4 separate regions of the Mus musculus genome follow, and regions 1, 2 and 4 are each linked to region 3. The links are chromatin loops, found by intact Hi-C in ENCODE. Cell type or tissue: heart. All regions are shown on one strand. Region 1 has its middle 12 kb from the start of Aplnr. Region 2 overlaps P2rx3 (purinergic receptor P2X, ligand-gated ion channel, 3). Region 3 has its middle 39 kb from the start of Gm13715. Region 4 has its middle 20 kb from the start of Lrrc55.

Region 1 (5,000 bases), 120 kb after region 3:
AATGCTATCAAGTTACATGTACTTTACAGGTTGGTAAACCGAGATGCAGAGGGTTCCATCACTGGTTCAGCATCATGTGGCTTCTGAGTAGTGGAAAGACCTTGACTTCAGGGGACTAGAAAGATGGTTCAGTGGCTAAGAGTACTCACTGCTCTTGCAGAGGACATGAGTTCAGTTCCCAGCACCCACGTAAGGTGGCTCACAACATGCTAAGATTCCAGCTCCATGAGAATTTAACACCTCCTGCCTCTGTGGGGCATCTGTGCTCACATGCACATAGCCACATGCAGGCACATACACATAATTTTTAAAAAAAAATTTTTTTTAAAGATAAAGATCTTGACTTTGACTCCAACAACCTGAGTGTTATGTTTCCAAGGAAGGATATTTTTCAACCCAGCATGCTGCTTGTGCACACAGAAGTGAGGGGCTATGGCTTTACTGAAGAAGATCTGCAAAGAAGTCTCAGAGATGGGCTGGAGAGCACTGACTGCACTTCCAGAGGTCCTGAGTTCAATTCCCAGCAACCACATGGTGGCTCACAACCATCTGTAATGGGATCTGGCGCCCTCTTCTGGTGTGTCTGAAGAGAGTGACAGTATACACAAACATAAATAAATTAATTTTTCCCTATTAGTCAGGGAAATGTGAATTAAATCTACTTTAAGGTACCCTAGGCATAATGATTATTAACAAGAAAGCTAGCAGTAGGTATTGGGGAGGCTAGGGAGAAAGAACACTTATTCACTGGGGTAGCCATTGTGGGTACTAGTGCAGAAGGTTCCTCAAAGTGCTAGAGTTAGAACTACCACATGATCCAAATATTCCATTCCTGGGCATAGCCCACCTCAGAGACACTTAATTGTCTGTGCCTAGTTACTATAGCTCGAAAATGGAGTCAGACTAGGTTCCATCCACATGTTATTACAGATGAAAATAGGGTACAGATACACCACAGAATTGAATTCAACTATAAAGAAAATGAAATTTGTAGGGGAATCACTGGATGGTATACTGGAAAGTATAATATTAAGTGAGATTATTCGTGTTATTTTTTTTTAGACAGTATCTCCCACTGAACCTGGAGCTTGCCATTTTAACTAAGCTGTCTGGCTTGAAAGCCTGGGTCCACATGTCTCTGCCCCCATCAGCCTTGGAGTGCCAGGCATGCACCCACAATCCTGGTTTTTACATGAGCTCAGGGGTCGCAACCCAAGTCCTCAGGCTGGTACAGCAAGCGCATTACCTACTGGGTCATCTCCCCAGCCCACTGTTGAATGTTTGTTCAATGAAAATAGGGTAATAATTAAAACAGCTATGCTGACTCTGGATAGGAAATCGACTAGCTCATACCCAGGTGTGTTGATGTAGTCACACCTCAGTTTAAGCAGCTGCAAAATGGAACACACTGGTTGTCAGAATTATGAAATGCTAAAATTGAGGGCTAAAGGGCTGAAGAAATAACTCAGCGGTTAAGAGCACTGACTGCTCTTCCAGAGGTCCTGAGTTCAATTCTCACATGGTGGCTCACAACCATCTGTCATGGGGATCTAATGCCCAATTCTAGTGTGTCTGAAGACAGCGACAGTGGACTCACATACACGAAATAAATAAATAAATCTTGAAAAAAAAATGAGAGCTAAGTCTTCTTCTGCCTTCGCAGAGTGAGCACACGGTAAACACTTCCCGCTACAGTGCTGTTACTTAATCCTCACAGCGACCCTATGGGAGAGTCAGGAATGATTCTGAAATGATGGTCTTCCCAAGTTATAAATTTCACAAACTGGGGAACAGAGATGAAGACGCACACTTAAGTCCCTCCACTTCCAAGTACTAGAATGGGATTCAAATTGGAGACTGTTGGTCCCAAGGTCTACAGTCATAACCATCAAGCAGTATAATTCATGGTCATAAGCAACTCACAAAGCCACAGTATTTTTAAATCCTGCTTTTCTTTTCTTAATGACACTTCCCATCCTAATTTCCTTCCGCACAAAATATTTAGCCCTTAGTCAGGCATTGGTGGCACATGCCTACAACCCAGCACTTGGAAGGTAGAGGCAGTAAGATGAAGAGTACAAGCCCAGCCTGGGCTACATGAGAACCTGTCTCAAAAATAAAATAAAATAAAATAAAATAAAATAAAATCAATCAAAGAGGTATCGTCTGTCTGCCCATGGCTGTTCTGTTGTTGCTTCATTGCTTGCTTGCTGTTTATTTGTTTGTTCATTTGTTTGTTTGTTTGTGACAAGCTCATTACATAGCCAAGGTTAGCCTTGGATCTGAAGTGATCCTTTTGCCTCAACCTCCAGAGTCCTGGGATTGCAAGTATGCAATACTTTACCCAGCTCTGCCCAGTAGACTAGCACATCACTCTGTGCCAATTGCCCCTGCATATCTGAAGGCTCTGCTTGTGAGTTGTCCATCATCAGTTCCCAGGCACTTCCAAGATCACAGGTACACAATTTTAATGTATCTTGTCAAAAAGACAGGATACTGGTGCTACATTATGCCTATACTTGCAGCTCCTCTGGGCTGCTGTGGTTGGTCAGATAGAATAAGGCACTGGATATAGATGAGCTCTGCTAGAACACCCTGCAGAGCCTGGAGGGCATCTTCAGTGCCTATGACTGCTTGGTGATGCTGACCTCTAGTGGCCAGGTCCTGGTACTCAGCCTCATCCTTTCTCCAGTGCAAGTTTGCAGCACTGCCTTGTAGACCTGCCTCAGGGACTCAGTCAGACCTGTCAGGATAAGGCCCTGCTATGACTGACATCTTCTCTTCTTCAAGGACCTCAGGTCTCGGGAACTGCTAACCCCAGTATCTTGTAGCTTTGAAACTGGGTGAGCCCTTTAAAAAGGAGATTTGCCAGCAAGCAAATTAGCTGACAGTTTTGAGGATGCACAGGCCCCAGATCCCAGCATAGATCCCCAGTGACCCCAAAAATCAATCTCACACCCCTCTACCCTGTTCAAGGTTTTGACGTACTTTTTCTTTCTTGAAATGTAGTTACAGCACACTGTCATGACACAGTATTATGTTATGACATTGACAGAGAAAAGGGATAATCTTGTCATACTATTTTCTCTTTGGGTAGTACAGGCATAAAACCAGGAGGCGTTGAATTAACCTCAGCCTTATGCATGACTCTTCCTTAAACATGTCACTCTGCAAAGATGACACAAGAAAGAAAGACTGAAACTGTTTGACTAAGGAAAATTATGGGCTAGAAAGAGACTGAGAAATTGCTTTACTAAACTGATAATTGGTGACAAAAAGAGGACAGTCACTGAAAGCAAGACTCTCATCGCTGAGTACATAGCACCACCTTGTGGTTGCTTCTAAGACTAGCATTCTGCCTCCACTCTTCTGCAAAGCCTGCCGAGTATATAATATACATATGTATGGGAGCTTTTAAAAACTTAAATAATTTTTAAATGCACTTTTTACAAAACTTTTCTTAAGCGTTTTGCCTAGTTTTCTAGGCCCTTCATCTGGACCTTTTTATATCTATGGACTTTGGCTGGAGTCTTTTGTGCCGTATCTACTAATTTTAGCATTTTTAAAGGTGTGTGCATGTTGAGTTGGTCAAAGTAACATATGCAGGGATACAGTGCTTATTCAAAGATACCCCAGTCTTTACTCTAGAAAAAATAAGCACTATTATAGGAATTTGATGAGAACAGGGAGGAGAGAGAGGAAAGATTAAGATTGTAGTATCCTATTTCATTAACTGTGGTCACCCTGATAAGACATATGAACTTCAGCACACTCTGTGCTGACAGACAATCAGAGGCAGACAGAGATCATCAGTAATCAAAGAGAGCTAGAGTTCCAGGCACCTGCCATTCACTGAGCAGTCTTGCCTATTTCTCCTCTTTGGAGGACTCCAGTTTAAGCCCAGTGGTGTCAACACATACCACCAAGGCCTCTGCCTTCATGGGACGTAGAGCCTTGTGGAATAATTATTCACTCTAGATCCCAATATCTTCCCCCTCTTGCCAGTCCTCCCCCAAAGCTCCTTCCACATCCCCTTCTCCTCTGTGAAGGGGACGGCTCTGCCACATCAAGTCTCTGAAGGACTACACACATCCTCTCCCACTGAGGTCAGACAAGGTAGCCCAATTAGGGTAACAAAATCCACAGAGAGAAAACAGATTCAGGGACAGCCCCCACTCCAGTTGTTGGGGGACACACATGAACACCAAGCTGCACATTCTGCTACATATGTGCGGAGAGTCTATGTATAGCCCATGCTACTAGCTCTTTGGCTGGTGGTTCAGTCTCTGGGAGCCTCCAAGGGTCCAGTTAGTTGGCTCTCAGTCTTCCTATGGAGTTCCTATCCCATTAGAAACCCTCAGTCCTTCCCCCAACTCTTCCGTAAGAGTCCCTGATCTGTGAGTCTCCTCATCTGTTCCCATCAGCTACTGGGGGGAGCCTCTCAGAGGACAGTTATGCTAAGATCCTGTCTGCAAGCATAGCAAAATATAGTTAATAGTGTCAGGGATTGACTCTTGCCCATGGGATGGGTCTCAATTTGGGGCCATCATTGTTTGGCCATTTCCTCAGTGTCTGCTCCATCTTTGTCCCGACATATGTTGTAGGCAGGACACATTTCAGGTCAAAGTCAGCCTTACTCTTAGCTTATATCTAATCAGACTGCAAAGCAACTGATATCCCAAGATATCTGCAGCAACAATGAAAGTTAGTAAAGACTGAAATCTAAACTGATACTAGACTCTTTTTGGTTTGGTTTGGTTTGGTTTGGTTTGGTTTGGTTTGGTTTGGTTTGGTTTGGTTTGGTTTGGTTTGTTTCAATACAGGGTTTCTCTGCTTTGACCTGACTGTCCTAGAACTCTCTTTGTAGAGCAGGCTGGCCTTGAACTCACAGAGATCCACCTGCCTCTGCCTCCCAAATGCTAGAATTAGAGGTGTTTGCCACCGAGGTTCAGTTCATAGCTCCCACCTCAGGTGGCTTATAACTGCCAGTGTAATTCCAG
Region 2 (5,000 bases), 230 kb after region 3:
ACAGGTCAACGAAGCAGACTGGCAGGAGTAGGGCAAGTGGTGTGAACAGAGCCTCATAGTCTGGCCTCGGAGCTGTGACTCCACCTGCCACCCACTAGAGGCCACAGCTATGGGAACTCGTGGGAGGCAATGGGAATTAATGGGCTGACCAGGGCCAACAGAGGGGCCTTCATACACCTGTGACCCTGTCCCCCCACAGAATGAGGAGAAGTACCGCTGTGTGTCTGACAGCCAGTGTGGGCCTGAGCGCTTCCCGGGTGGGGGTGAGTGCAGTCCTTTCCCCCCTCCCTCTCCAACCCCAAGCCTTCATGGGACTCTAAAGGGCAGAGGATTTGGTGTGAGGATAGCCCTTTTCAGGAAATGGGTCCAACCTACTCTGTAGACTTAAGCCAATGTCACAGAGGTTTGCTGGGTGCCCAGACCCAGCTAGGGATGTGGAGGTGGCATGGTTACGGCCCCAGGAGTTTAGTCTGGGTACTACAGAGTGGTACACAGCAAGTAGTACTAAGGAAACAGAGGACTATGGGAGGAGACCCAGGGGAGGGAGCAAGGTTGTTTCAGAGAAGTGGCTTCAAAGCCCTCCTAGAAGTGGTCTGAAGATGGCAAGATGGAGCTTCACGAAAAGCACTCCAGGCAGAAGGGATAGCTCAGGCTCAGAGGCAAGGAAGAAGGGTTCTGGGCTATTTAGGACACATGCAGCAGGTTAGCTTGCCTGGCTCATCTGCCAGGATCCCTGGTGAGGAGGGGCATGGGGGTGGTAAGGGGCAGGATGCCAACTGTCAGCTCTGCCCTCCAGGGATCCTCACCGGCCGCTGCGTGAACTACAGCTCTGTCCGTCGGACCTGTGAGATCCAGGGCTGGTGCCCCACCGAGGTGGACACCGTGGAGATGTAAGGCTCTAAGCATCCCGAAGCTAATGGAGGGTTATGTGGGTCCCCAACTAGTGTTCTTTCTTGGGGTAAGAATGTGATCTCAGTGTGCCATCTCCCTTGCTCTGCCTCTGCCTCTCACCCTCGCTGCCTCAAGCCCGTGATCTTTCTATAAGATGCCTTCTTTCAAGAGGCACCTATAAAGAAAGATTCCTGAGAAAAGCCCCCTGTCTCCCCTCTAATGGAGAGCTGAAGCCCCATTTCCCCCACAGGCCTATCATGATGGAAGCCGAGAACTTCACCATTTTCATCAAGAACAGCATCCGTTTCCCTCTCTTCAACTTTGAGAAGTGAGTCCTTGATTCTTCCCTTATTCACCCTGCCATAGAGGTCACTCATGTTCTCTCCATCTCCCCATCTCCACGGAGCCCCTGTCCCTCCACAGACCTCGATCCCAGATATCCGATAGCCAATTTCTCTGCCAGTTTTCCTGCCGTGGAGCTCTGAGCCCAAATGGGAGTTCTGCTTGGAGCAGGGGAAAGACAACTTAAACTGGCTGTGGACACCGAGGCCTCCTGCAGTTGGAGTCTGAAGTGTTTGTCACTTGTATTTCTTCCCATCTCAAACCCTCAAGTGGAGAGTTTTTTGTCTTACTTTGCTCCCACTGCCTCTCGACTCCTGCATTCAACAACTGTCTGGTAGTCGTGTATCCATCCTGTCAGGCACTGAAGAGATGCACCAAGTAATTAGGAGAGACTCTGGTCACTAAGAGGCCCAGCCTGGTAGTTTGGAGAATTAGCCACATTCATAGCCCTACTATGAGATGGAACATGATGGGGGTTTCAAAATCATGAGGGGAAAGTGGGGTGATATATGGGAAGTGACTGAGAGATGGTGCAGGTAGATGCCTCCCCTGGATGTGGAGGGCCTGAAGCATCCAGAAGATGAGAGCATTTAGGCATTTCCATCTTTATTTTAATTCTGGGCCTAACTACTCTCCTCTTTCCATCCCAGGGGAAACCTCCTTCCTAACCTCACCGACAAGGACATAAAGAAGTGCCGCTTCCATCCTGAAAAGGCCCCATTTTGCCCCATCTTGAGGGTAGGGGACGTGGTTAAGTTTGCTGGGCAGGATTTTGCCAAGCTGGCCCGCACGGTGAGAACTTGTCCCTTCCCTGTGACCCCCTACCTTCCTATCTACCTGGAAAGCTCAGCCTTAGACTTCAGGGAAAGCCACTGGGATGCTGGGCAGGAACTTCAGCAAGACAATGCCACCTGGTGGAAGCACTCTAGACCTGCAGATCCCTGGATCCCAAATCCTATCCATCCATCCCCAGTGATCTTGCCTCTACCTCCCCTATCCTCAGTTGCCCATTCTCTCATTCCATTTCACCTCAGAAGAGGCCTTTGGTCTCGGAAAAGTACCACACCACAGGACAGTGAGCTGCAGTAGTGTTCTGAATCCTGTGTTGTATCGTGGGGACTTTAAAGATCCAAGTTCTTCCCCTAAAGGGCACCAGTCATGCTCTTCCCTCCCCACTGCCACCTCCTATCCAGAGAAGGGAAAGAATTTACTCATTGGAAACCCTCAGCCCTGACTTGGCACAAGGGAGACCTCATATTTGGCCCTTTTTTCAGGGTGGAGTTCTGGGCATTAAGATCGGCTGGGTGTGTGATCTGGACAAGGCCTGGGACCAGTGCATTCCCAAATATTCCTTCACTCGGCTAGATGGAGTTTCTGAGAAAAGCAGTGTTTCCCCTGGCTACAACTTCAGGTAAACCCCACTCCTAAGCAGAAGTAGAGGACACAGGCAGCCCCAAAAAAATTCGTCTCAGGCAAAAGTGCACAATCGGAAGGAAACTCCTCGTGTCCTTCTGCTGCCTGTCAGGCTTCAGTTCCAGCTTGCGAAGGACTTCTTGACAGCCGTTCCTGGTGGGTGGGTTGTGCTATGAGGTTTGGATTCATGTCTTTAAAAATGATCCAACTAAGAAATCTGCTGAGGTAGGTCATTAGATCAGATGGCCAAAGGTCATCTGGAGTAATTGATTCTGTAATTCTTTACCTGTTTTTAGCTACAATGTGCCTCTTTTGTATCCAGACAGCCCCACTCCCTGTGCTGCACCTGAAATTTTAAGGCTCTTACTCCCAAAAAGTAATCACAGTATCTGGCCTTGTTTCTTTTTCCAAAATGGTAACTTGGCATTTCTTTCCAAAACCAGGAAATCCCACGATTCACAGACAGCAACTATCGATCACTAGTTCTTTAGGGATTTTCGGGCAGGGAGAAGCTTTTACATATCATCTAATTGATATTCCATATGGCTCTGTGCCCTAAAGGATTTTTACTTTGGGGGCTTTTTCCATTAGGAAAAAGGGAAACCGGGGGGTGGGGGGAGGAACTCTGGGTGAACTGTTTGGAATAGCTGAGCCCTTGAACAAGTCCTTGACCTCTTCCTTGTCCATGTCCCCATCTGTGAAATGCTAGTTCACCTGTGAATCCTACTGGTCAGTGCATGAATTGCTTTGGATTTCAGTTTTGTTCTCTCTCTCTCTCTCTCTCTCTCTCTCTCTCTCTCTCTCTCTCTCTCTGTGTGTGTGTGTGTGTGTGTGTGTGTGTGTGTGTGTGCCAACACTCATGATGTGGCATATGTACAGAAGTCAAAGGGCAAACTTTGCTTGTTCTTTGAGGCAGGATCCCTCTTGGTCATTAGTGCATGTCAGGATAGCTGGCCTACACACTCCAAGTGATTCTCCTGCCTCTGCTCCCCAGCACCTAGTAGGATCACACTGGGATGACAGATGCCAGTGCCACTGCATCTGGCTCTTGCACATGATGTGAACTCAGGTCACCAGGCTTATACACTGCACACTTTTGTCATGTGAGTTATCTCCTCAGTCCATCCCTTAGTTTGTGAAAATCCCAAAACTTCTTAAAGATCCTGATTTAGTATACAATGTTATGAGGTAAAAAAGCTAAGAAGACTAAATAGGTAGTGGTGGGGCAAATATATAGGAGACTCTAGCCTGTGGGTTGATGCAACCACATTCCTGCTTAGGTATTCCCACCTAAATCAACACTCCCTCACACATGGCTAGAAGTTTGTCTCCTAGGTCAATCTAAGTCCTACCACATTGATAATAAAGATTAACAATCACAAGTCTTCATTTTGTCAACTTGACACCCAAGCATATTGTTTTTAATCATAGTATTTCACTCCTGATCTCTAAAATCTCATGTTCATTTTATAATACAAAATACATTTAGTTCATCTCTATAAGTCTTCAATATTTCAACAGTCCCAAAAGTTCAGTAGCATAAATGGAGTTGTTGGAGTTTGTCAAAAGGCCCTCACTCACAAAGACCACAGAGATCACCATCGCTGCAAAACACATGAGGATTTTTATGATTCTAACATGTTGGGGACTCCCCTCTCAGCATGAAGGCCAGAAGAGAGACACTGAACAAAGAAAGAACACACTTTTTATACCTTTGTAAGGGGCAGATTTGAGCAACAGGGTTTTCATTGGTGTAGCAAGTAACCCTTTCAGGCATTAGTTGGTTTGCATAGTGACTAAGTAACCTTTGGCCTAGTGACTCACTTTGCTTGCCCCCATGGTGGGTTATTATGATTTGCAGCAAAGCAATAGTACATTTTGAACTTATGGGTCAGCTATTAATGTCACAGCTATTAATGTCACAGGGAATCCTAGCAAGGTCAGGGTGGTTTGTGGTCTTCCTCAGAATTCAGTATGGGGCAGGAGGGGGGGGCAGGAGAAGTCTTCTAAGAACTGTTATTTTTGTTATGGTTATTTCTCTAAGAACAGCTAATATTATTTTGGCAGCTGTAGGCTTAATCATTTTGACTGCGAAAACTATGTTTTTACATATGTTTAGTCAGCCAACTTTCTTATCTGGCTCTGCACTTGGCCTGTGTCTTAGTTAGGGTTTTACTGCTGTGAACAGACACCAGGACCAAGGCAAGTCTTATTAAAAAAAAAAAAAAAAACATTTAATTGGAGCTGGCTTACAGGTTCCGAGGTTCAGTCCATTATCATCAAGGTGGGAGCATGACAATATCCAGGCAGGCATGGCGCAGGAGGAGCTGAGAGTTCTGTGTCTTCATCCAAAG
Region 3 (5,000 bases):
CCTCCTCTCACTATGCAAGCAAACCTCCCTCTTAAGTAGAGCAAAGCACAGGACCGAAATGCTTCTTTAGGCTGAGGATGTAGCTCAGTGAGCATCCTCAGCCACAGGTGTTTGCCTACCATGAACAAAGGTCTGGGTGCAAATCTCAACACCACAAAAAAAGTCTGCTTCTTTATTTTATTCAACCCAGGGGTTTCTAGATTAAATTCTAGCCGTGATAACTTCAGTTTGCATCTGTTACACTTTGGAAAATCTCCTGCATAAGCAAAAGCTATTTCTCATTCACCCACTTATCCACAGAAATGTGAATAATGCTTGGGATATAATAGGCTTTTTTTTTTTAAGAAAAAAGTCAATACATTGAACTGGATTTGTTATGTAACTTTGGGAAAATATTTCCTTCCCGCTTTTTAAAATGAGTGAACTGGACTGGGAGCTACTGAGTTCCTTTCTGTCCTTGGTTCCCAGCCAATTTTTCATTAGATGTATTATCTCACCTTCTACCAGGTCATTACTTAGCCCTCATTATCTTATTTGAAAGCAAAACAACCAACCCTTACGAGCAGGAAGCGAGAGTATCTGATCAAAGCTGACATTTACTGTACACCAGCCCCTGCTCAGAGTGCCTCCCAAGGCTGCTGCATTGAGTGGCAGCATGCTCGTTAGATAAGCACAGTATTATCATCATTCCCATTTTAACAAAATGACATTGAGGCACAGTGAGACTAAGCTACTGCTTAAGCAACTCTTATTTGACTCTAAACCTCATGCTTTCCTTTTTCCTTCTTCCATTTTCATGTCTGTGTGCGTTTGTCTATATGTGGGCATACATGTGTGTGTCTCGTACACATGGAAGTCCATGACTGACATCCAGAATCATCCTCAATTACTCTTCCATCTTATTCACTGACGCAAGACCTGTTAATCAAACACAGAGCTAGTCGATATGCCTAGTGGGTGAGGCCCAGTATCCAGCTTATTCTGGGATCCCTGTTCTCTTTCCCAAGATGGTGGGCCTCCTTGCCCTCGTAGCATTTGCGTGAGTTGTGGGGAGCTGAACTCGACTTCTCGTGCTTGCATGGCAAGCACTTAAACCATTGAGACATCTCTCAAATCCCTGAACCTCAGAATTTTAACTTTTATGCTACACAGGCTTCAGGGTGACATAGGATGCAAGAAACTAGAAAAAAAATAATAAAAGCTATGGATTCAGAAACTAGCCCACCCTGCTTATGTATGGTTTGAGAAGTCCTGACTATGGTTGATTCAGCACATTAACCAATGTGATATTTCTCCAATCCATTGAGTCTATCCTTTTTTAAGTCTCAGTTTTCCTGAAAGCATGCAGAGAACAATAGCAATATGCCATGCATTTGATTTTACCTGTTAGCATGATAATGGTAACCTACAACATTACCACGAAGCTCTTTCTATTGACTATCAGATGTGATTTTCACACAAGCAGACCAAGGACAAAGAGAAAAAAAATTACTATGTTGATTTAAAATCAAGGCAACTGAGGCCCCAAGAGGTGAATATGTTTGTCTAAGAATTTGAACCAAAAATAAATTGTGGGTCTTGGATCTGAACCTGAAGTATTTGAACCCCAAGAAGATAATACTCGGGGACTCACCATGATCCATGACACTGACTTCCAACGTCAACCCCAGGCTGAGAATAGGAGTGGGCATGAACTAAGGAGGAGAGCCCAAGCAGGAGGAAAACATCCTGTTAGTCAAAAAGAGGGAGTGGGAGCAAGACTGTATTCCTCTGTATAGGTGAGAGCCAGGAAGTGCATGCAGGCTTTAAGATGTTTCATAAAGCTGTTGATTTGCTGATTCTCTGTCTCTAAAGTCCCGCCTCTTCCACTCACTTTCCAGCTCTCATCTTAGCCACTTCCAAATCATAGACCTGGGATGCTTAGTACTTTGCCCACAAACAAATCCCTGAGAGTCTACAGTATGACAAACCACAGTGAGGTGCTAGAGACACTAACAGGAGCAAAACAATATGCACATGTCATGGGAACAAGGCAGGCCTGGGGAAGGTTTGCAGAAATAATTGTAGGAGCTCTCAAGAAGTATTGACATGTACCAGAACAAAGTAACAGGGAACATTTTTTTTTCCAGGACTGGCTACATACGAAGTTCTTTTGGTAAAAATGCTATGCCAATTCTGCCAGTCCTAATGACCTTAGCTCTATCTGTGGGACCCCTTGGTAGAAGAAGAGAAATGATTCATGCAAATTGTCCTAGCTTCTATACATACACCAAAAGATGTGCCCCAACCTTTCCACACACACTAAGTTAAATACATGCATGCATACATACATACATGAGAGGGAAAAAGCATTTTCCAGGAACAGGAAAAGAGTACAGAGGTTTGGGGTGCTTTCCAGCTAAATCAGTGGATGGATACAGGGAAAATTCCAGGAACAGGAACTGGAAAACCAGTCATAACCACATCTAGATGGACCATAAAGGACGAGGGGCATAGTCAGTGTACAGCATTTCCAAAATAGTGGTTGGACTATGTCTCCAGCATCCGGAGTTGCGAACATTAGAGACAGCTTCTACAAGCTAGAGACAATATCAAACTCATCTTCATAGGTCTGATCATCCTATGGTAAATACTTCCAAGAACTCAGAAATGAATTCAAAACTCTCATCAAAGTTACAAAGGAAGACAGACAATTTTTAGAAGATCCTTAGTAAATAATAATAATCAATTTAAGGACTGGGGTACCATGTATGGAGTCAAGGTACCCAGCTGTGTAGGCAGAAGTCTCCATCCCTTGCCTGCAGTCCATGAGGCTGCTGGAATCAGGTCCTCAGTGTGTCTCTATTTGTTGAATACTGTGAGTGTTCACCATTATGGAGTCAGCCTGGCCACATGAAGAAAAGACCTAACACAGTGATAAGAACCGTGCTTCAGAGCCCAGTTCTCTGAGCTCTCCCCTCCACCAGTGGGGAAGCAAATATGCCAGTGCTATGCACAACCTGAGCACAAGGGGGCAGTGTGGGCCCACGATCAAACGCTCAGCCAAGCCACCTAGAACCAGAGGATGGGAACAAATGAGGAAAATAGACCCAGATAGCAAAAACAGGAGAAGAGCTTGCAACGTATTAACAGAAATGTTTGTTGTGTGAGAGGCTGCCCCTAGAGAGTAACCTAATTCATCAATCCAGTCCTCCCAATCTCATAAAAACTGCCTGAACAAGCAACACTCTAAGAAAATTCTTGTTTATATCCTTGGGCTGGCCCTTAAAACACTTAATACCCACCTTCACCTGTACTCACTTACTCTGCTCTCCTTTATGCCTGGGATACTAGGCATCCCTTTTCTCCATGATAGTACTGCCCTACACCTGAAACAGCCTATTTCAGAAAACCTTCAGACACTTCTACCCCCTATCATCTATGCTAATGATCTGCTTATAGGGCCCAAACGCAGCCTCAACAGAATCACTAATCATTTTAAACACAAGTGGACCAAACCTTATAAAGAGTAGGCTTCCTGAAGGCAGACGGAAAGGACAATAAATCCTCTCCAGAGGATTCATAAATACGAAAAACAGAGTTGTCAAAAACAACCATTTAAGAGCTCTGGAAACCAACCAACTATACACAACAAGTAGAATAACTAGTAAAGGTTAGAAAAGAACTGTGTGAGTTTGTGGTGCTTGAGCTTGGGGCTGGGAACTGATTTCATCACCTCCTGGACTCATTCAGCCTGGGCAGGCACGTGGCTCTACCCCAGTGAGAATGCACACGAGTACCAGCAACTTCGCTGCTGAAGGTGACTCAGTTAGCTCAGGGATGGAATTTTTTAGTGCATGCATCTACAGTAACATGAACAACCACAAAGGCATGTAAACACAGGAAAGCAACAGTTCTGCTAACCTGAAATTGCAATGCTGACTGAGGTAAGCGACAGACTGAAGGACTAATCAGGAAGTTAATAAAATCATATTATTACCTATAATAAACCAAGAGATGAAAGTGTCTTAAAGGTGCTTGACAAAACTTTCACATACCCTTGGTAAGCCAGGACACTGAAACACTCACAGAGAAGATACAAGACTTGAAACTGCCTAAATTTGGATAGCAGTCACAGAGCTAAGAGAACTGTGTAGGAGCCTTACTGTCCTGAGATAGGTGGTCACCAAAGAAATGTTCTCCCCACCTACCCTCGTCACGGAGACATCCAGATCTTAACCCTAGCACATGTGACTATGTTGCCATGGCAAAGGGGCTTTGCAGATGTGATTAAAGTTAAGTGCCTTGAAAGGGAGAGGAGATAGTTCATCTAGGCAGGCTTGATCTAATTACACGATTCCCTAAATGAACAGAATGCTTTGAGCTGAGTCAAGGAGAGATGCTAGGAGAAGGATTTGACCTTCTCTGCTGAATGTTAAGTTGGGGGAAGCAGGCCAGTATTATAGAGGGCAAGAGCTCCCATGTAAACTGGAAGATCAAGGACATGAATTCTTACAGTGGGGCCTCCAAAGAACACACCCTTGGTGATGCCATGATTTTAGCCATGTGACCCATACCTTCTAACATATTGTAAATAATACACCTCTGTGCATCTGATAATAAAATGTGGCAGCAGGAAACAACAACACTCATGACCACACACTGGCTGACCACTGAACTTGGAAGAAGTAGAGGAGCCAAGTTTAAATAAAACAAGACATTTAACGACCAGAGAGACATGTCAGCAGCCATATACCACCAGGGAATAGTACCCACAGGCTGAGTCCAGATCAGTGACTAAACAAACAAACAGCAGCAACAAAATTGGATAGAGATCAAAATCTAGCACGTAAGTCACCCAGTACATGACCTAAATCATGCAAGTCTCAACCATAAGAAATTATGAAGCATGAAAAAATAGGAAAGCACAGACTAGACATGGAGCTCAATTAGTACAGTGTGTATCATTCTTGAATACAGTACAGTTTCTAGCACTGTGCAAACCATAAGTCAGACTAGGA
Region 4 (5,000 bases), 68 kb after region 3:
CCTCTTTTCCTAGGAAATGATTAGAAGCTGAGAGATGTATAACTTGCCCAACTCCAAAGAGTTGACATGTGTGAAATCCAGAGCTTGAGCCTCATCTGCCATTCATATCCAGTGCCCTAAAATACTTTCCTATTCCAGATAGGTGACCTATCCCCAATCTGGGATTTAATAGTTGTGCTTCAAGTATTCATATCAACTGTATTGGGCTGGCCCTGTAAATTAACTTAAACTAAAAGAGAGAAAGGACAGCGACAGTTCTAGACCTGGTCCAAAGCAGGGCTGGCAGCTTCTGCTGTGTGCTCTTGAGAGCCCCAATCTATCTATCTATCACATAGTTCTCTCCCTCTCCCTCTCCCTCTCCCTCTCCCTCCCCCTCTCCCTCCCCCTCCCCTCTCCCTCTCCCTCCCCATGCCCCTCCCCATCCCCCTCCCCATCCCCCTTTCCTTCTCCCTCTTCTCCTTCCCATTCCCTCTCCCTTCCCCCTCCCCCTACCTCTTTCCCCTGTCTGTCTCTCTTCTCCCTCCCTCTCTCCTACAAGGAGATCTGGTGTGTGTGCATGCCTGCATGTGTATACACACACACACACACACACACACACACACACACACACACACAAGTGAACCCGTGTGCATATGTATGTGAAGGCCGGAGAACGACACTAAGTGCTGTTCTTTGGAAAATGCCTACCTTTGTTTTGGAGGTAAGGTCTCTTACTGTCCAAGAGCTCATCAGTTAGGCATGGCTAACTAGCCATTGAGCCCCAGAGATCTGCCTTTCTCTGTCACCTCAATTCTGTAATCAAACCCAGGTCCACATCCTTACGCAACCACCCTTTACAAACTGAGTCATCTCCCCAGCCCACCTCTGATACAGTAAGTTTTGTTCACATTAAAGTCCACCTAGATGATCCACATGGAGAGGGAAAAAGTCTCAGCCCTTCAAATGTTTCAGCTAAGATTAACTTTCTCCCAACCACCTGAAGACACTAGATACATTCATAGATACAGCTGGAACATTCTAGACCCAGCCACCCTCTGACCTCATCTAACAGAAAACCCTAATGGTGATCAGTCAAAGAACTGTTCACTAAAGCTACAGTGACAATTGTTTCTTCATTGCTTAATTAAACCTCTGTGGTTTTGGCAATTTGTTCGGCTGCAATATAAAATTTAAATTACTAATCCGTAAGAAAAAGACTTCATGGGAACAAAAAGTATGCAGCAACATAAAATTAAAATCCAGAATGACTATCCCATTCTAGACACAAGCTCTGTAATATAACCACACAGGTTTAAGTCCGCCACCTACCTACCACTGATAAGTATATTATTTGGTGCCACAATGCCAGGAAGACATGACCTACCTGATAGCATTTATGGCAGCGAAACAAGAAAGAATCCACATTGATGGGCTTAGAATAGTGCCTGACACTTAGTAAGAATTCAATGCAAGACTAGCTTCCGCTTTTATTATGATTCAGAATTATGAACTAGTCAAGTTGGTCTGTGCAGGGAAATGGTGTGAGCCTATGTCCTGCTTCTGCCTTCCAAGGGCTGCTGCTGGGAATCTGTCTCGTTTTCCTTTGCCTTAAGACATTCCCATGCAAAACATTGCAACAATTGTTAAAAGACCTTGCTTGGCAAGGACAACAAAATTAACAAAGATGAAAGAATGACAGCTCTCCTCACACTAGTCTTGAAGAGTACTGGCATCTCCAGCAACTGTGCAAAATGGCATTATAACAGAAATGGATCACACAGGCATTTTTTCCCAGAGGAAAAGTCATTTTCAATTTGGGCCCAGAGTAATATGTGACTTCTTCCATGAAATGAATTTTAAAACCCTCTCTCACCCTCACAACAGTGGAAGCTATTGAGCTGCCAGAGATTATAAACTCCTGGACAAAAGGCAGCAGCCCATGGAGTGAGACATAAGGACAATACTGAGCCAGTAAGTTACATACAGAAGACTGTAATAGAACTACCCAGCCACAGCCTTGATGGACAGAAAAGAAACAAAGTCTTCCTTAGAATAAAAGGACTAACTAAAGTTTCCTTTAAGCTGTTGGTCAATCAATAATAAAGACCTTCAGAGAAGGGAAAGATATGGGTAAACCAGATCACAGAGCATAAGAGCAACGACACCAGTCTGGACAGAATGGAATAACTAGCCACCAGCATGAACATTCTCACTAGACCTTTTGGTGAGATAGAAGTGGGCACTACTTTTTGGTGTGTGTGTGTGTGTGTGTGTGTGTGTGTGTGTGTGAGTGAGTGTGTGTGTGTGTGTGTGTGTTTACCTGTTGTATGTCCTGTACTGTTGCATCCAAGATGTACAGTCCATGCATGCACTGGAGATATAGCTCAGTTGATAAATCCTGAAGTCCTAGGTTCATTTCCAGCACTGCATGAAAGTAGGCACAGCAGCACATGCCTATAATACTTAGCACTCAGAAAGTAGAGACAGGAGAATCAGAACTTCAAAGGCACCCTTAGCTACTTAGAGAATTTGAGGCCAGAAAAGTTCCTCTTGTACCATGTATGACAGACAAATTACAATTGTATGAGCCCTACTTCACTGAGTCTTGGGATTCTGCTGCCATGGATTGGCACCAAATGAGGACACAGTCTACTCTTTCTGAAAGTACTTTATGATACTGAAGGATGCTGGTAGTTACAGGAGCCAGCTACAGTGCTGTAGATGAAGCCCTGGGTCATAATTCAAAAGATTTATTTATTCAACAAATGTTTGCTGAGAGACTGGTGTGAAGCAAGCCTATGTTTAGTCAATTTAATTACTGAAGACCAAAGAAACTTGAGGTTCTGACTTTGAACTGCATCCACAGTGCCGAATCCATAGCTTTCTACAAGTGTCTAATAAACAGCATGTACCTTGCCACTAATTCACAAGTTAGTTTACCTCTCTGGAGATTTTAGGTGTACCCACTTATTTAAGAAAATAATTTAAGTGGATCACAGCAGAATCTCTCAAACTTCTACAAGTACAGTAACTCCTTGGGGATCTTGTTACAGTGTGTGCTGAAGCAGAAGGCCAGGAAACACCTGGAAGTTGCACTCTTGACAAACCTCCAGCATCACTGGTACACAGAGCATAGTCTAAGAAGAAATTAGCTATCTCTCAGGAAGAAAGGCTGGATACAGCCAATGGACCCTCCAACTCTTGTGTTTTACATTATACGTGATGGTAGAGACTGCAAAATGGGGGAGAAAATCTGAGAAGGGGATGGGTGTGACACCTGGTATGAATCCAGGAGGTCGATAGAGGTTTCTCCCTGGAGCCAGCAGGAAAAGCCCACTCCTTTGTCATACTGTATAAACAAAGCTTTTGGTGTCTGTAAAAGGAATCAGAAATAATTTTGCTGGCTCTGAAGTCCCTGTCTCTTAATGATTCTTCCTGTTTTTCTCAGCCGGATCCAAGAGAATGAGAAAACAGACCTAGTGAAGGTCAGTTGAGGTCATAAGACATCGCTGGAGAAGGATGCTGTCATCCTACACTGAAATAAAGAAGGCAAATGAAGATCTAGTCCCTCATCCCTGTTTTTTCTATACTGATTTCTTAAAGAATTCAACTCAATACCAGATTTTTATTCTCCACACCAAGTCCATACCATCTGATTCCAACAATGTGCATTATAATTGCCATGTGCTGATTTGCTATGTGCCCCAGATGATGGCAAGATAAGGTAGGGTCAGGACCATCTAATTGCTCATGATCTACTACCAAAGGAAAGAAACATGGTCACAGAACACAGGTCATAATGAAGAAACAATAAAGGCATAAGAAATAGATTCATGTGTCTTAAATTTTTACAAACTATTAAAAGGATGGACCATCTAGAGACTGCCATACCTGGGGATCCATCCCATTATCAGCCTCCAAACGGTGACGCCATTGCATACACTAGCAGGATTTTGCTGAAAGGACCCTGATATAGCTCTCTTGTGAGGCAATGCTGGGGCCTAGCAAACACAGAAGTGGATGCTCACAGTCAGCTATTGGATGGATCACAGGGCCCCCAATGGAGGAGCTAGAGAAAGTACCCAAGGAGCTAAAGAGATCTGCAACCCTATAGGTGGAACAACAATATGAACTAACCACTACCCCCCCCCCCCACCGGAGCTCATGTCTTTAGCTGCATATGTATCAGAAGATGGCCTAGTCGGCCATCAGTGGAAAGAGGCCCATTGGTCTTGCAAACTTTATATGCCTCAGTACAGGGGAATGCCAGGGCCAAGAAGTGGGAGTGGGTGGGTAGGGGAGGGGGGTATGGGGGACTTTGGGGATAGCATTGGAAATGTAAATGAAGAAAATACCTAATAAAAATGCAAAAAATTTTTACAAACTATTATGGGTTTTTTCCATTAATCCATTCATTTATTCACTTTACATCCTGATTGCTTACCCACCACCACCACCTGTAGTTCATTTTTTAAAAAGCATCAAGGAAAACTTGGTGGAGATGGATATCTGAAGACAGGTGTGGGCTTTTTAAAGAAGATGGAAATGGGTCAATCCAAGTAGGGGAAAAGTCCAAGAGAAGGCATACATGGGATGGAATAGTGTCTGTTCAGAATGAAATCTAGATAACTAGAACATAGACATTTGCAGAAAAGAGTCTGCTGTAGAGGATCTAAAATATAAGGTGAGGGCTGTACCTATAGAGGCTTAGTTCTTTCCCATTCTTAGCTTCTGATAGGCATGTCCTACATACATACACACACACACACATACATATGTGTTTTCTCTCTCTCTCTCTCTCTCTCTCTCTCTCTCTCTCTCTCTCTCTCTCTCTCTCTCTCTCTCTCTCTTCTTCCCCATCTTTAAACCATCTTTAAACTTCAACTAGGTATGGTGGTACACAACTTTAGTCCCAGCACTTGGGAAGCAGAGGTAGACTTCTGTATGTTCAAGCTCTGGTCTACAAAGCTAGTTCTAGGAGAGCCAGAGCTACGCAAAGAAACCCTGTCTTGAAAAACAAA

Evidence for each region. Peaks named below come from ENCODE experiments on the same cell type or tissue, not always from the same donor. Only the 100,000 strongest peaks of a DNase experiment are listed, where the experiment ranks them.
Region 1: it touches region 3 in a loop (8-fold over the local background); 39 of 42 quality-filtered maps call a loop at or near these places.
Region 2: a loop joins it to region 3, with 23 times the contacts of the local background. A loop is called at or near these places in 13 of 42 quality-filtered maps.
Region 4: a loop joins it to region 3, with 2.5 times the contacts of the local background. A loop is called at or near these places in 5 of 42 quality-filtered maps.

The regions. Positions count from the first base shown.
Region 1 is chr2:85,121,708-85,126,707 of GRCm38, reverse strand. No RefSeq gene overlaps it. Among named protein-coding and RNA genes, the nearest start is that of Aplnr, 12 kb to the left of the region's middle. In heart, CTCF peaks have their summits at 574 (motif pointing left) and 2,651 (motif pointing left); a DNase peak (open chromatin) is centred at 2,657.
Region 2 is chr2:85,019,373-85,024,372 of GRCm38, reverse strand. P2rx3 (purinergic receptor P2X, ligand-gated ion channel, 3) reads left to right here. Exons shown (of 12, transcript NM_145526.2): 4 at 200-263; 5 at 797-890; 6 at 1,142-1,219; 7 at 1,884-2,025; 8 at 2,508-2,644. Among named protein-coding and RNA genes, the nearest start is that of P2rx3, 14 kb to the left of the region's middle. In heart, a CTCF peak has its summit at 2,157 (motif pointing left); no DNase peak of the experiment used is centred here; H3K27me3 peaks cover 1,204 bases.
Region 3 is chr2:85,244,683-85,249,682 of GRCm38, reverse strand. No RefSeq gene overlaps it. Among named protein-coding and RNA genes, the nearest start is that of Gm13715, 39 kb to the right of the region's middle. In heart, no CTCF peak of the experiment used is centred here; a DNase peak (open chromatin) is centred at 3,002.
Region 4 is chr2:85,176,720-85,181,719 of GRCm38, reverse strand. No RefSeq gene overlaps it. Among named protein-coding and RNA genes, the nearest start is that of Lrrc55, 20 kb to the left of the region's middle. In heart, no CTCF peak of the experiment used is centred here; a DNase peak (open chromatin) is centred at 3,109.